Linked DNA regions of Homo sapiens: region 1 is linked to region 2. The links are chromatin loops, found by intact Hi-C in ENCODE. Cell type or tissue: endothelial cell of umbilical vein. All regions are shown on one strand. Each heading gives the region's core, and the rest is flanking DNA. Links, peaks and the distances in the headings are about the cores only. Region 1 overlaps LINC01393 (long intergenic non-protein coding RNA 1393). Region 2 has its middle 56 kb from the start of MDFIC.

Region 1 (7,817 bases), core at 1,378-6,377, 220 kb before region 2:
CTTATGTATATACACACATATATATCTATAAAATACAGAGTAGAATCTTTTGAGCTAAGGGGAGAACGTGGAAGAGGGGTTACTAAATAATGTTAGAATAGCTTCATTGAAAAGCAGTGTAAACAGCTTCATTGAAAAGTAATGCTAGAGGGAAGCCATAAACCCTCTCATTCTGTAATTAAGAATTTTGATAGATAAGATAAAAACAGTAACTTCATTTCTCAAATAAGATAAAAACGATAACTTCATTTCTCAAATTTGAATTTTTCTTCAAAAAGTGCTTTAGTTGCACTTCATTTCACATACCATATTTACCTTCCAGCCTCAGGACAACTGACATGAAAAATGTATATTCCTACAAAGAAACTTTAAAAAAAAAAAACAACCAAATGACTTGTTTCACTTTTATTTAAAAAAAACTAACAGGTTTTTCCAATTTTTTAATATTTCTGCTAGTAGAAAAAGGTTTTCAGTTACTCGACAGATACACCTTATCTCATACTGCAATTCTCTCAGGCAATGCGTACACATTTTGTGTCCGTTCACAGTGCAGTTCACTTGGAGACAAAAGCAAAAAGAATTTGTTTCACTTGAGCTATTCCTTTTTAACATATGCTTTCCAGCTGACTAACGTTATTTTTAAAATTGTAACAGTCAAAAGGGCATCAGCCATAACCATCAAAATTGTTATAGTTTTTTTTAGCATGATAATGCTCAAGGAAGGGACTAGAAATTTGTTATAATTTTTCATTAATGTTCTAGCATTCATAGTATGTCATGTATATAGATAGCCCTATAATTACCTACAAATTAACTATATTAAAAGATACCTCGATTTAAAATATCATGTTCAAAAACTACCTCCTATGAAATATTACCACTGGAGAAAAAATTCTTATGTTACCATTCTAAGTAAGAATATCTCATTGGCCTTGCTGTTAAAAGAACAATAGAAGACTAATTAGCTCAACTATGTATTAGTCCCAGTGAGGGAACCCCAAAGCCCACAGTAATTTTGACATAGATGTATGCCACATGATACCTTTATTATATGCTAATGATATTTGACCAGGAAACATAATAAAACTTCTTTAAAAATTCAGCCAGAGGCCGGATGCAGTGGCTCACGCCTGTAATCCCAGCATTTTGGGAAGCCGAGGTGGGTGGATCAGGAAGTCAGGAGTTCAAGACCAGCCTGGCCAACATGGTGAAACCCCGTCTCTACTAAAGAAACAAAAAATTAGCTGGGCGTATCGGCATGCACTTGTAATCCCAGCTACTCGGGAGGCTGAGGCAGGAGAATTGCTTGAACCTGGGAGGCGGAGATTGCAGTGAGCCGAGATCACGCCACTGCACTCCAGCCTGGGTGACAGGGTGAGACTCTGTCTCAAAAAAAAAAAAAAAAAAAAAAAAAAGAATGATTTTATTATAATTCTAAATAAAAAAAACTTTATGTTTACTATAAGTTCTTTTAACATACTTGCTAATTCAGCTATGTTCTGTGCATCTCTGTTTTACAATCAATCTAGTATATTTTTTAGCTGAAATAACTATTTTATCATCTCTAAATGTCCACTGATAATATGTTGAAGGATATAGAACTGTATACAGTCAGCTAACAAAGGATTTGGGGTTTCATTCATTTTTTGTCCATGATTGTTGCTACATTGAATATGGTATATTATACCTTCCCTTCTTTTCTGAAGAATTTCATCAGGAGGTACGAATATATTTAATGTATTAGACAGAAGGAGACTTTTTGGTTGTTGGTGATGGTGGGTGGTTTTTAAACAATATCAGAAATATAGCTTGGAAATTTTAAAATATGCATCTTGGATCACAAATGTTGAAAACTAGCTGATGACACCCTCTGTTTTTTTTCTATTCTGCTACACTGAAATTCTGTGAGGTCAGAGTTATTTCTAGTTTGTTTACCTCTGTATCTTTAGCATTCTGCACAGCATCTAGCCTTTGATCAATATTTACCGAATATGTTTATTATTGAATAAAGGAAGAAGTGAATGCTAAAATTCTAGACTGCAAGGAGCAACGAAGCAGATATTCATTTTAAGAAATTTTCCTGGTGTGTCATCTACCTTCCAAAATTAAACATCAAATAAAATTATGTGTTGCTGTTGTTGGAAAATGATGATGATTGTGTAAAGCATTTCACTCACCCTTGGCTTTATTTGGAAATCACCTGGGGAGTTTTAAAAAATACTGTTGTCTGAGTCCCATCCCCAGTAATTTCATTATAATTGGCTTGGGGTGTGGCCTGGGATTGGGATTTTTCCACTAGAATCTCTAAGAGTTTCTAGTGTGCAACTAAGATTGAGAACCACTGTTATAATATGATGACATAAAGATGACTATGAAGAAGGGACATTTCAGAACACCTAGCTTACAATCTTAATTTATGAAAATACAAAGAAGCTTTATTTTTAAAGCCAATTTTAGATAACACAATAAATCGATTCCATTTCTGGGTGACATACCAGCACACACATACAGAAATAAATCCTTAAACACCTTCTTTTGTTCTTTTCCTTTTTTATAGTTCAAAGAGAAACAAAGTATAAAAACACACTCATCAAAAGAGCTAAATTTGGCCCACTTCTTGAATAATAACAACATATTTATATGTAAAGGTAAAAAGCTTGGGAAGGGGAGAAACGAGTGGAGAGGGGATACTGTTTCCTAAATCTACAGTTGGAAATGACCTATTTCCCACAGTATCAAAGAATCAGAAAATGTAAACACACTCGTGCTTTTCTGCTCAGCTATCTGCTTGCTGGCCTGACTCTTCTAACTGTTGGCTTTGATTACTTAACTCCTCCTACCTGTTCATCCAACAACTCTGGAACCAATCTCGTCACAAATCTAGAATTTAAGAAGCCTAATCCTATAACTCAGAAGCTCAACCCTTTGCTATTCCAATCTGATTTGGGGCTCTGGTTCCTGTAAGTGGATTCCTATCTTGTATCCTCATGTGTAAGTGTAAGTCCCTGCTGTCAAAGACTTTTACCTGATTATGCACCAGTCCTTTCAGCAGGGTTCTTTTCTTACTTGGTTTCTCCCACTTCTGGGGAACCGGAACCAGAATACTGCTCTTTGTACTCTCCAGAAGGTCCAAGGTTTTTTGTTTGTTTGTTTGTTTGTTTGTTTGTTTTTCTTAGAAACAGTATAACTTTGGGGCCAAGATTACCAAGCAGCAGAATTGATAGCCACCTACACAGCATAACGTATGGAACTACAAATAGCCCCCACAAAACATACCCCAAAATATCTGCTGAAGTACCTCTGCTAAAAATGGATGCACTTCTGTTCAACAAATTCATTGAGTATGCTAGGGCTATTATTATGGAAGCTATGTTTTCCAAATGGAAAATTGGGATGCATCTTGAGAGTAACTAGCACTAGGAGAGGGTATCTCATGCCAAGCTCAGTAAATCCAGAAGTAACTAACCATTTTTCCTAAAGTATTCTTTTTGGTCATTCATACACTAGTCCTTGAGGTTTTTCTCGCTCCAAATCCTGGAAGTCTTACTGCATTTCAGTACAGGGAAGAGTGATCTAAGTCCTGATGCCAGAAATGTTTAGAGGAAAAAATAGCTATGGAAAGTGTTCAGGCAAAGGGTAGTAATTCAAACACAGTATTTAATCTTTTAATCTGTAATCTTTACACTTATTGGCTGTATGAAAAGGAGAATTTTTTTTCCACAGAATTATTTTATCATCTGTAAATAATAATTCCTATTTGACAGAGTTGTTATGAGAATCAGATTAGATAATGCACCCAAGACAGTGCCCAGAAAATTAGGTACTAAAATGCAATTCCTATCATAATAATTAATACTGTTGCTAAGAATAGAAATTACGTTCCATGTGTCTTCAAAAGCACATAAAAGTTTGTTTCATCATTTCACAAAGACTCTTAATCTGTGAAGTCTAAAATTCTCTACCAATAGTTAAATATTGGTGAAAATGTAGATTACTACTTTTGCAGCTAACCCCCTCCCAAGATGATGCCTCAGCTAAAAATGTAACAGATAATATTAATTTCTGAAAGAGAAAGGAGAGCTAACAAGATGATGTTTCCAACCCTTATATCCACAGCAGGATTGCTTCAATTCCAACAGCTCTTCATATGCAGCTAACATGCAGGTTAAGAGTTTAGTGCATTGTTATTATGACATGGTTTTTTTGACAACAGCAATCAGCTATTGTTGGTAAGTGAAAGTTGAAAAGATTGAATTGGTCAAATAAAAGCATTTTCTGCTGGGAATGCAATTGAGAAAGGCAACAGTCAAAACACTGCCAAGGTGATTCACGATGTTGGAATGTTATCTGGAGTGGGTCAGAGGAAATGTTCCAATGGTATCATGGTTTACAGCTCAACTTCAAATTTAGGTTCTGATTATCTTTTAGCTGAAAGTCTGCAATCATGCTCAAAACACAGTAAAGACCATAAAGTCTTGTTGAATGTTTATCGTTTATAAAAGGGAACAGCAAAGCTGCATAATGGTTCTGCTTTAAATTCTCTATTGTCAAGGATAAATAAGTGCTATTCCTATGTTATCATAAAATAGATTTGTCTGCTTTATTTTTGATGTACTGAGGTTTTTAAAAATTTGTTTCTATTTGGCAGTCCCAAGTTCTTACTGAAAGTAATTGTTTTGTGATAAATGTGGGTGATTTATTTGGAACTATAGGAAAGTTATTGATATATATGTAACTGTAGCATTTAAAGAAATCGGCAAACCCAGCATCTGGTAAGCTCTAGTAAAGCAAGCTAGCTGGAGACAGTTTATCAAGTAGCTAAGGTCCTTTGATTATGGAAGAAACTGCTTGCTGGGTCCATGCTAAGAGGAAAGGAAACAGGGAGCATGAGAAAATGATTTCTTTATTCAATTCTATCAGATTAGTATTATTAATGGATTGCTTATGATTTTTAGAAAATTCAGCTGGAAAATCAGAAAAGCTCCCTCTAAGTGTTTTCTCTCAAGCTACCCTGAAATATTGGAAGCGATCAACACCTGTCATTTATTTATTCATCCAGTAAATTCATCCAATACCAGTCATTCATTTATAGCATTATTATTAAATGGTAAGTAACACACTCCATGAGTGGAGGAAGTCAGAAAGAGATCAAATTAATAACCAATTTGCTAAATAAAGTTTGTATCATGGCTTAGAACTGTGGCCAAAATTAGCCTTCCTACTCCACTTTCCCAATATTTGACCTTGGCTTCCACCCAATAGGTAAAATAGGATTTGCAAAGTGATACCAACCTGGTCTGTGACACATGCTTTTCCATGCTTGCCCTCATGGAACTCAGAGAACTGGGATATAGAAAGACAGCCTTCTAGATTTGCTTTGCAAAGGCAGGCCCTTGATCCTGACCCAGACATGATTTTTGTGTGTGCGAAGCCATAAAGAGTAGCAGAAACCATGCATACACCAGACAAATAGATCCTAAACTAAACTAAACATTTCCATAAAGGCTAGGACAGTCTTGTTCATGGCCGTGTGTCGATCTATTTTCCTTATGGAACAGGAGGGATTAAAAATGTTCTTAATCAATATTGCCTCCTCCTGGTAGGTGCAGAGGATGCTCCCTTTCTTTACTATGGAAATGTGAGGAGTGAGTGTATAATAATCTCTCAACAATATTTTTGCTAAGTTTGAATGATGAGCAGGAGTTCATCAAGAACATGACAAAGAGAAAAGCTGATAGATATTATAAGCAGAGAACTAAGGCTTCCAAGACTGGAACCTAGGATGTGAAGAGGGATAGGGTTAGAAGAGGGGAGGAAGACGAGATGGAAGAGTAAGAAGTGACCCTTAGATTCCTGATCCATCACTCCAGAAATTCTGATTCAGTGTGCTTAGACAGTGGGGTTTGAGGATTAATTTCAAGTGCCCACTTGACTGGGTTAAGGAATACCCAAATAGCTGGAAAAGAATTATTTCTTGAGATGTCTTTGACGATGTTTCTTGAAGAGATTAGCACTTATGTCAGTGGACCAAAGTAAGAAAGATCAGCTTTCACCAGTATGAGTGACCATCATTCCATCTGTTGAGGGCCCTCATGAAACAAAAAGGCAGAGGAAAGACGAATTCTCTCTCTGTTCAAAGGTGGGATGTGCATCTTCTCCTGCCCTCAGACATCAGAACTCCAGGTTCTCAGGCCTTCAGACTCTGGGGCTTGCACCAGTGGCCCCAGGCTCTCAGGCCCTTGGCCTTAGACTGAGAGCTGTACTTTTGGCTGCCCTGATTCTCCCAGGCTTTTAGATTCAGACTGAATTAACCTCTGGTTTTTCCGGTTCTTCAGCTTGCAGACAGCATACGGTGGGGCTTCTCAGCCTCCATAATCATGTGAGTCAATTCCCATAATAAATCCCTTCATGCCTGTATATATCCAGTTGGGTCTGTTTCTCTGAAGAACCCTGATGAATACATAGGACCATGGAAATTTCATTGTTTGTTTGTTTGTTTGTTTTTTAAACAGTGATCAACTAACTCTAAAATAGGTAAACCCCAGGTTGAGAATCTCTCTTCTAGGTTGTGAAGAGATTTTAAAGAATTTAAACCAAGGATTAAAGTGGGAGAGAGAGGAAGGGTAAATATCAAAGAGAAAGTTTCTGTCTAGAGTGACTGAGCAGATGGTGGGGCTATTAACCTAGACTAGACACATATCTTGAGAAAACTTTACATTCTAAAATAAAATATTCAGTTTAAGTTTAAAGTTATCTACTCACTCCTGGATGAAGTCAGAGTTTAGTTATGTTGTAATTTATAAACACTAAGAATGAGTAGATAGTTAATTTACCCAGGCTCATTATTTTATTGAAGAAAGTGTATCGAACCACGTAGTGTGAGGAGTCTCTATTCTTACCTTTGACAAAAGACAATGAAGATAAAATTTGGCCTTTCTGTCAAATGGGGTCATCTGTGCTACTTTTGGTCTTTGGGCTAGCCAGTCTACAGATAACCAACAGTTACTCAGCCAAGTTCTCATGGGAGTGAGAATATGTCATGCTCATCTTGTTTCTAACAGGACATTGTCATACCCATCACTGCTTCACCAAGTTTCCAGAACCAAACACTGGTCTAGTTGAAGAATACGAAGTTCTTTATTTTTTATTTATTTATTTATTTAATTTTTATTATTATACTTTAAGTTCTAGGGTACATGTGCACAATGTGCAGGTTTGTTACATATGTATACATGTGCCATGTTGGTGTGCTGCACCCATTAACTCGTCATTTACATTAGGTATATCTCCTAATGCTATCCCTCCCCCACCCCCCACCCCACAACAGGCCCCGGTGTGTGATGTCCCCCTTCCTGTGTCCAGGTGTTCTCATTGTTCAATTCCCACCCATGAGTGAGAACATGAGATGTTTGGTTTTTTGTCCTTGTGACAGTTTGCTGAGAATGATGGTTTCCAGCTTCATCCATGTCCCTACAAAGGACATGAACTCATCATTTTTTATGGCTGCATAGTATTCCATGGTGTACATGTGCCACATTTTCTTAATCCAGTCTATCATTATTGGACATTTGGGTTGGTTCCAGGTGTTTGCTATTGTGAATAGTGCTGCAATAAACATACGTGTGCATGTGTCTTTGTAACAGCATGATTTATAATCCTTTGGGTATATACCCAGTAATGGGATGGCTGGGTCAAATGAGAATACGAAGTTCTTTTATAGCAGGGTAGAGCAAAATTCACCAGAGTGGCCAAGTGTGGGAGTTATTTTTGGCCTCTCTGGCTAACGACAAGGGCCTTCTAGAAAAGACTGATATACC
Region 2 (7,817 bases), core at 1,609-6,608:
TAATTTGTTTATAAGTTACGACTTGTATAAAAGCCATTTGCACAGGAGGTTGGTTCTGTTCTGTTCCCATCATCACCCAGCTACCTTTATTTGCTAGAAGAAATCCGTCATTTATTGCTAGGAGCTGAGAATCAAAACAGAAAGAATGTTCAGACCCTAGAGACTTAATATCTAATTGCAGCAACAGTATGGATGTTTAAAAGAGAAGGAAGAATAAATAACAATACAATTTTGCATGTCCTAAATTCCAAATGGAAGATTATCTGTCTTTCTAATTCTGAGGTCATATCAGCCAGCTCTGTGTTGATTTCTAAAGGATTCCAAGAGAAAACTAACATTATTTAAATATGCAGATAATTAGTAGAATAGAATTTCAGAGGATGGAACAATAGTGATGTACCTTTTGAAGGCCTCAGATTTCAAATTGCTTGCTCTTCCCTTGCTTCTCAATGAGGGAGAAATAGAATGGTTTCCATAATAATTTATAAGTTCCATTATTTGGGGTTCATTCAAATAAGGTTTTGCTATAATAAGAAAATGATAATTAGATTAAAGAGGTTTGATTTTGAATTCAATGACATTTTTACCACCCAAGACAAAGAAGGGTGAGTTATCTGACTACCTGAATCAACATTCATGTCTTTTTACTGGCAGGAAGATTTGGCCTAAATCAATTCCCTATTTCACTTTGAAAAATGAGAGAGGGGGGTAGAGATAACTTTAGTTATGTTCTATGTGTAAAACTATTAACAGAAGTCTCTGATTGAGTAGATTAAAAAATACAAAAATATCTTAACGTTGGTCAAAGTATTAAAGCATTTTATTTTATGGGTAGAACTTAACACTAGAGTTAAATTTCTTACTAGCATTTTACAATAGTAAATGTAGATAATATGTCACTTTTAAGCATGTAGAACATCTGTCAAAATGAAGAGTTCAGGAAAACAGGGTAGTATAATGGTTAAATGCTCAAGTCCTGGCATTAATGTGCCTAGATATGAACCCCCTAACATAAAAGTATGTCCTTCAATGACGTATTTTTTCTCTCTAATGCCCTAGTTTTATCATCTATAAATGGGAATGCTGCAGTTTAAATGCATATGTCCCTCCAATATTTATGTTGAAATTGATCACCAATGTGATAGTGTTAAGAGGTGGGGCTTTAGGGGGTGACGAAGTCATGAGGGCAGAGCCCTCAAAAATGGGATTAGTACCCTCATAAAAGAGACTGAACGCAACACTAGTGTCTCTTTTGTCCTTACATTACTGCTTCCAGGTAAGGACACAGCAACAAGGCACCATCTATGAAAGAGATGCCAAATCTACTGGCAGTTTGATCTTGGACTTTCCAGCCTCCAGAACCATTAGAAATAAATATCTATTATTACACATTACCCAGTCTTAGGTATTTGGTTATAGCAACACAAACAGACTAAGGTAGGGAATAATAACAGTACCTTCTCCATAAAATAACCATAAGGATTTAGTTAGAGAATATATGAGGAAGATGCTTAGCATGAAAATAACAATAAATGTTAGCTATTATTGATAGCCAATAATTTAGAATACATTTAACATTTTCCTTGTAGTCTTGAAACAATGACTCTCAATCTCATCTGGGTTAGCTTTTTTGGAATCATCTGGGTTAGCTTTTTTTAAAATTATAATATCTGCTCTTACCCCTAGAGGTTTTGATTAAATTAGTGTCCAGTGAGTTACAAGAGTTCCCCAGCTAATTATAGCATGCAGCCAGAGTTGGAAAGATTTGGTCCAAATATTCCCATGCAGACATGTAGCACTACACCCCTCTGTCAGCATCTGAGCCAGTCATTTCTCCAAACTACATTCTATGTAACACTATTGCAACAAGTTGTTTCCTAAAAATAAATAAATAAGAAGTAACTTAACATGGACAGATGCACAGGCAACTAAACTTGATGTTGTGTATATGTCTTAGAGATTCATTTTTCACAATAGCAAAATAGCAATTAAAAGATCTAAGTCCTACCTTAAATAAATTTATTTATTTATTTTTTATTTTTTTTTTATTTTTTTTTTAGATGGAGTCTCGCTCTGTCACTCAGGCAGGCTGGAGTACAGTGACACAATCTCAGCTCACTGCAACCTCCACCTCCCAGGTTTAATTGATTCGCCTGCCTCAGCCTTCTGAGTAGCTGATATTACAGGTGCATGCCACAATGCCCAGCCAATTTTTGTATTTTTAATAGAGACAGGGTTTTACCATGTTGGTCAGGCTAGTCTCAAACTCCTGACCTCAGGTGAGGCTAAGGTCAGGAGGCTGACCACCCACCTCAGCCTACCAAAGTGCTGGGATCCCAGGCATGAGCCACCACACCCAGCCAAATTTGTTTATTTCTGATGAATTCAGATTTCCCCAAAATCTTTTGTAATAAGGAAATGCTTCCTTAAGGAATGTTTAGCTTTCTGCTCAACCACATAGGGATTTGTACAACCCTATGTCAGTCTAGCAGCTTTGTACAACCATATGGGGTAAGCATCTCCAATTATTAGTCTGTTGGCTACAATATCAATTAATTAATATAGATAATCAATATACATATTAACAGCTGCTAGTCCTAAATACTGAGGATTTAAGGCTAAAAGTCACAGGGTGTAGCTATCTGAATTATGTATGATGTCTTTTTTTTTTTCCAAAATCACAGGTATCTTGACTTCATACAAGACCTACTACTCTATGCGAGCAGACCTGCCAATATGTATTCTTTAACATTTCACTGGAAGTCTAATAATGACTTGGGTTTGGAAATCACTGATTTATAACCTAGCCTTTCATAGTAAACCTTCGAGCTCCCATCTATTTTGCAAAAAAATCAATGAAGAAAACAAAGCTAGAGAAACCACTGACTAACCCAAGGAAAAGGAAGGAAACAAAGGATAGATGACAAAAGAGAAGAAGGAGGGCACCATGAAAATGCAGCAGAGCTGCCCAGTGCGTGTGTGTAATGCATGTGTGTGTGCATGACTGTGAGTGTGCATGCGTGTGTGTGTGTGTGTGTGTAATGAGACCGATGACATTGTATGGAGGGGGAGCAGGAAAAGAGGCATGCTTTGAATCGATCATAGGCTGAGGAGAAACAGAGCTCTCTTTTATGCGAAAGTAATGACAAATTCCTGGCCTTTAGCTAAAGATACTGAGAGAAGTGGAAGTATAGGGAAACTGCAGGAAGAATAAAATAATGATCAACTTGGGAGTTGAATAGTTTAAGACAAGAAACTTCAAACTTAAATGGCCATAGGAGTTAGTTAGTTTGGAGTCCCCAGCGTCTGTGAGTTCCATCTTTATGTTCATGTGCACCCATTGTGTAGCTCCCACCTGTAAGTGAGAATATACAGTATTTTATTTTCTGTTTCTGAGTTAGGTCACTTAAAATAATGGCCTCTAGGCCCGGCGTGGTGGCTCACGCCTGTAATCCCAGCACTTTCGGAGGCCAAGATGGGCAGATCACCTGAGATCAGGAGTTTGAGACCAGCCTGGCCAACATGAAGAAACCCCATCTCTACTAAAAGCCACAAAAATTAGCCAGGCATGGTGGCAGGCACCTGTAATCCTGGCTACTAGGATTGCTTGAACCCAGGAGGCGGAGGTTGCAGTGAGCTGAGATCACGCCAATCACTCCAGCCTGGGCAACAGAGCCAGACTACATCTCAAAAAAAGAAAAATGGCCTCCAGCTCTATCCATGTTGCTGCAAAGGACATGATTTCATTCTTTTAATGGCTGCATAGTATTCCACAGTGGATATACACCAAATTTTCTTTATCTGGTTTAACTGCTGATGGACACTTAGGTTGGTTCCATGACTTTGCTATTGTGAGTAGGGCTGCGATGAACGTATACATGCAGGTGTCTTTTTTATATAATGATACCTTTTCCTTTGTATAGATACCCAGTAGTGGGATTGCTGGTTCTATGTTAGCCGTTTGAAAACTTTCCATACTGTTTTCCATAGAGGTTGAACTAATTTACCTTCCCACCAGCAGTGTGTAAGTGTTCCCCTTTCTCCACATTCACGCCAACATCTGTTGCTTTTTAACTTTCTAATAATAGCCATTCTGACTGGTGTAAGATGATCTCATCTTTAATTTGCATTTCCCTGATTATTAGTGATGTTGAGCATTTTTTCATTTGTTAGTTGGCCACTTGAATACAACACTTTTAAAGGCGATGTCTTGTTGGGTCCCAGCTTTTACATTTTGGGGGTTCTTTATAGATTTGTAACTCTTTGGTAATATGCTTAACCACACCTCAGATTAAAGGGTAACTTTCTAGATTTGATCCAGATAAATTCTCATGTCACTATTAGGATTTTGTGGGAAATAGGTGCCTATTGTCCAAACATGAAAGTTATGGTTCTGAGAATACAACTTCAACTTAGAGAGACACATAAATCTCAACACTGATGTTGGAATTTGGGGGAAGAAAACCAGATTTATGTAATGTTATGTATAATTTTCAAAATTCAGTTGTAAAGTTGTAAAATCAAAACTAATTTTAACCTCAACCTCTATGGACATCTAGTTTGGATAGAGAGATGTCAGTGTTGGAGCTACTCAAATTGGTTTAGGGATGCTGCCCCATACAGCCACAGAAATGGAAGCCCTGGGACATGGCTGCCCTCTTGTGGCTTGCAATTAAGCAAGCTTTGGAACCACTCACAGTGGCTTCGCTCTGCCAGAAACCAAAGAATTTTAGGCAATATTGTGCCTGGAATAGGAGCAGAGACTTAAATTTCTGGGTAGTTCATGGAATCCACATGTTGAAATCATGTTAGGCCCTGAATGTTGAGAAAGCATGGGCTTAAGTGAAAGTCTATTAGAAGGATTTCCAACCTAAAGTGATTGTGACTTGATTTCCTTGGAAGACTTCATTTAGAACCAAGTGTATAGCAAAGTGGATAGAAATGGGCATTTATAGCTGCAAATCAATAAAGAGGTAAAAGTACTCCATGTCTGTGTTCACTATAAGCCTTTCATTGGCAGGCTTAGAACACAGCTTAAAGAACAAGTCTTGTTCTATATAAAAGTTGAAGAAACAAATTGTAGTCAAGATTTATTAAGCAATGCTGGACATTTTTGTAACCTAAAGAAATCTCTCCAATTCTTTCTGTGCCTACCTTAGTCATACACCAAAACCAAGTTTGAATGATGGAGCTCAGGGCCAAGACACTGGGAAGCATTGGGCAGGTTGGAGGGGTGTTCCAGTCTAGCAGTTTTGTACAAGCTGATTCTCCAATCTTCAAATAGAATTCCCCTAACCTTAGAGCCATCCCAGCTTTAGATTGAAGACTGAATGCCCTAATTTACTTTTATTTTGCGTGAATGAATTATAATGAAATTCTCTGTATGTAACTATCTAGTTGCTTCTAGCATTCTGTAGACACCAACCATAAATAAAATTAATTCATTAATGATGTAAACTGGGTTTAGAAAAAAATGAGTTGTAATTGTTATTTAAGGGATAAATAAGTGAGAGGCTTATTTATCCTCTCACTAAGCGAGAGGCATCAGAGAAGCTGTGAAGGCATAAAAATGTTGGAGGAAAAAAGAAGGAATTTAGGAAACATTGCAGTTAGTTACGAATTAGAGTGCATTTTATTTTCTTGAACAGATACAATGAAGATCTGAATTCTCTCCTAGTGCTTCGGTCAAATGTAAGACACAATTTTAGAGTGTGTATCTAGGTTGTAGAAGATTTACTGAGTTCCAACTGCTTTGGGCAAGCACTGGATTGGGAAAGTACTTCACATATATTACTCCATATCACTTTCAAAACAACTTTACTAAGATGAGAGGGGTAACATCCTCAGTCTCTCTCCTCTATTAAGTGGCATAATCAAAATTTGAAGCTGGGTGTGATGGACTCTGTGGCATATGTTATTTCTACTACATGGGCAAATCATGAGTCATTCTCTGCTACGTATGTTTTTTATTATGTTTAACTAGGAGCAGACTTTCAGAAGCAGCTGACAGTAGCTATTAATTATTGTCAGAAGTAGCAGCTTAGTAAAAATTATTTCCATCTATATTTGGTAAACATTATTATTCAGGTAAACAATACTAAAAACCTAATTCAACAGGCCAATTCATTCAGCTACTTTGGCTGCATTTTGTATCTCACTCATCTTGATCAGCTACCATGATAAAGCATTTTTCAGAAAACTAAACATTTCATAGGACATATATAAACTTATTTCTGGCCAACTCACTTCCATTACTAATATACGCCATTAACATTTTTTCAAGACTAAATGCCTTTTTCATGTTATTTAATAAAGCAATGACACATGTTGTAACAAGTATTTTTTTTCAAGGGCTGGAGTAGATTTAAAGTTCCCTTTAAGGAAAAATTTGATCCTTCCGAAAGGTACCCTCTTTGCCCTCTTCCATCTAGAAGTGGGCTGGCCTTTTAAAGGAAAGTACATTTTAAGTTCTTCACCTTTTACAACAGAGTAATAATTCTGCATCACCCTTATCTGATTGGTAAAGCTTATGGATCTCTTTTAATTTAATAAGACAAAGAAATCACCCATGAATTGATTTCAATTGCCAAAGCTTATGTGAAATTAACTATCCATTCATCTCTCTAGATTGTCTAAGATTTATCTCTCTAATGAGATGCATCACCGGAAATCAACATGGCTGCACACTATTCTTGCATTTCCCTGAGGCAGTGTTGGTTGAGCATAGGGTATGTATAGACCTGAGGTCATATTCCAGCCTCTCCAAATGTTAAATGTGTAACCTTGAAAAAATTAATCTCCTCGAGCCCAGTTTCCTCACCAGTAAGGGAATTTTAGAAATTCAGGCTGGTTCAGCAAACAAATTTAGAGTACCTGTTAGGAATCATATTTTGTGCTGCAGTTAGCTGTACAAAGTTTTATTCATTTATTGGCCAATATGAATTTTGACCATACACTAACACTTAAGGGATAAGGTCTTAAGGGATAAGGTTAAATCTTTGAACAAGGCTGCCAAATTCCATGTCCTGATAGCTTGTATGTTAGTAAAATATTCAGAAAACAAAAAGGCAATAAAGAAGTCATTCACTATAAACTCAGATAAGTAATGGAAACTACGAAGACAATAAAACAGAATGAGCAGTGATTTTGTGGGAATATGGCTACTTTAGAAATGATAGGAAAGATCACATTCCATTTGACAGATACATAGATTTTAAGAAAGGATGAATAAGACATCTCTCTATTCAAGGAGTTTACAGTCTAGCAGGGGGAAGAGGGGCATCAGCACACTTTCAGTATTGCTACAGTAGAGGTATCCATTTAGAGATTTTGGGGGGAAGATGTGCTTAAGCAATGTAAAAATGCCTCATGTAATGTTATGCACAAATAGGTATTCACCAAATGTTAGTCTTCTTTTCTCTCTTTAAGATTTAACATGATGCCCTTCTCCTTTAATCAATATAAGAAAAAAGCCAATTGAATCATCGTGATTAGTTCTTCAAATCAGAACATCTTGGTCCCGTTAGATGTCTAAAGAATGGATGTTTTATTTTTTTGAGAATAAAAATGTTATAACTCCACAGACTTCCCTCTTATTTTAGCTTTTAGTACTAAATATGGTGCTTGATTTTTGCCTGTAGCTTCTATTTCTTATTGTGTCTTTATTTCTAATCATTTCTATTGTTGTCTCAATGTCATAAGCTGTCTCATGTTTTTCTATATCTGGATAGGAAATAAATGTTTTTTTTGAAAAATGTTCACCCACTGCTGTTATTTTTGTTTCTGGTATTTAGAGGAAGGGCTTCATGTTCGAAGTG

The links. A loop is a pair of places that touch in the nucleus more often than their neighbours do. Peaks named below come from ENCODE experiments on the same cell type or tissue, not always from the same donor. Only the 100,000 strongest peaks of a DNase experiment are listed, where the experiment ranks them.
Region 1: it touches region 2 in a loop (3-fold over the local background); 3 of 110 quality-filtered maps call a loop at or near these places.

What each region holds. Positions count from the first base shown.
Region 1 is chr7:115,084,117-115,091,933 of GRCh38, reverse strand. The region is part of intron 1 of LINC01393 (long intergenic non-protein coding RNA 1393); the gene reads right to left. Among named protein-coding and RNA genes, the nearest start is that of LINC01393, 9.1 kb to the right of the region's middle. In endothelial cell of umbilical vein, for the core only: no CTCF peak of the experiment used is centred there; a DNase peak (open chromatin) is centred at 4,313; H3K27ac peaks cover 1,025 bases.
Region 2 is chr7:114,862,598-114,870,414 of GRCh38, reverse strand. No RefSeq gene overlaps it. Among named protein-coding and RNA genes, the nearest start is that of MDFIC, 56 kb to the left of the region's middle. RefSeq lists a silencer at 4,601-4,740. In endothelial cell of umbilical vein, for the core only: a CTCF peak has its summit at 4,676 (motif pointing left); a DNase peak (open chromatin) is centred at 4,644.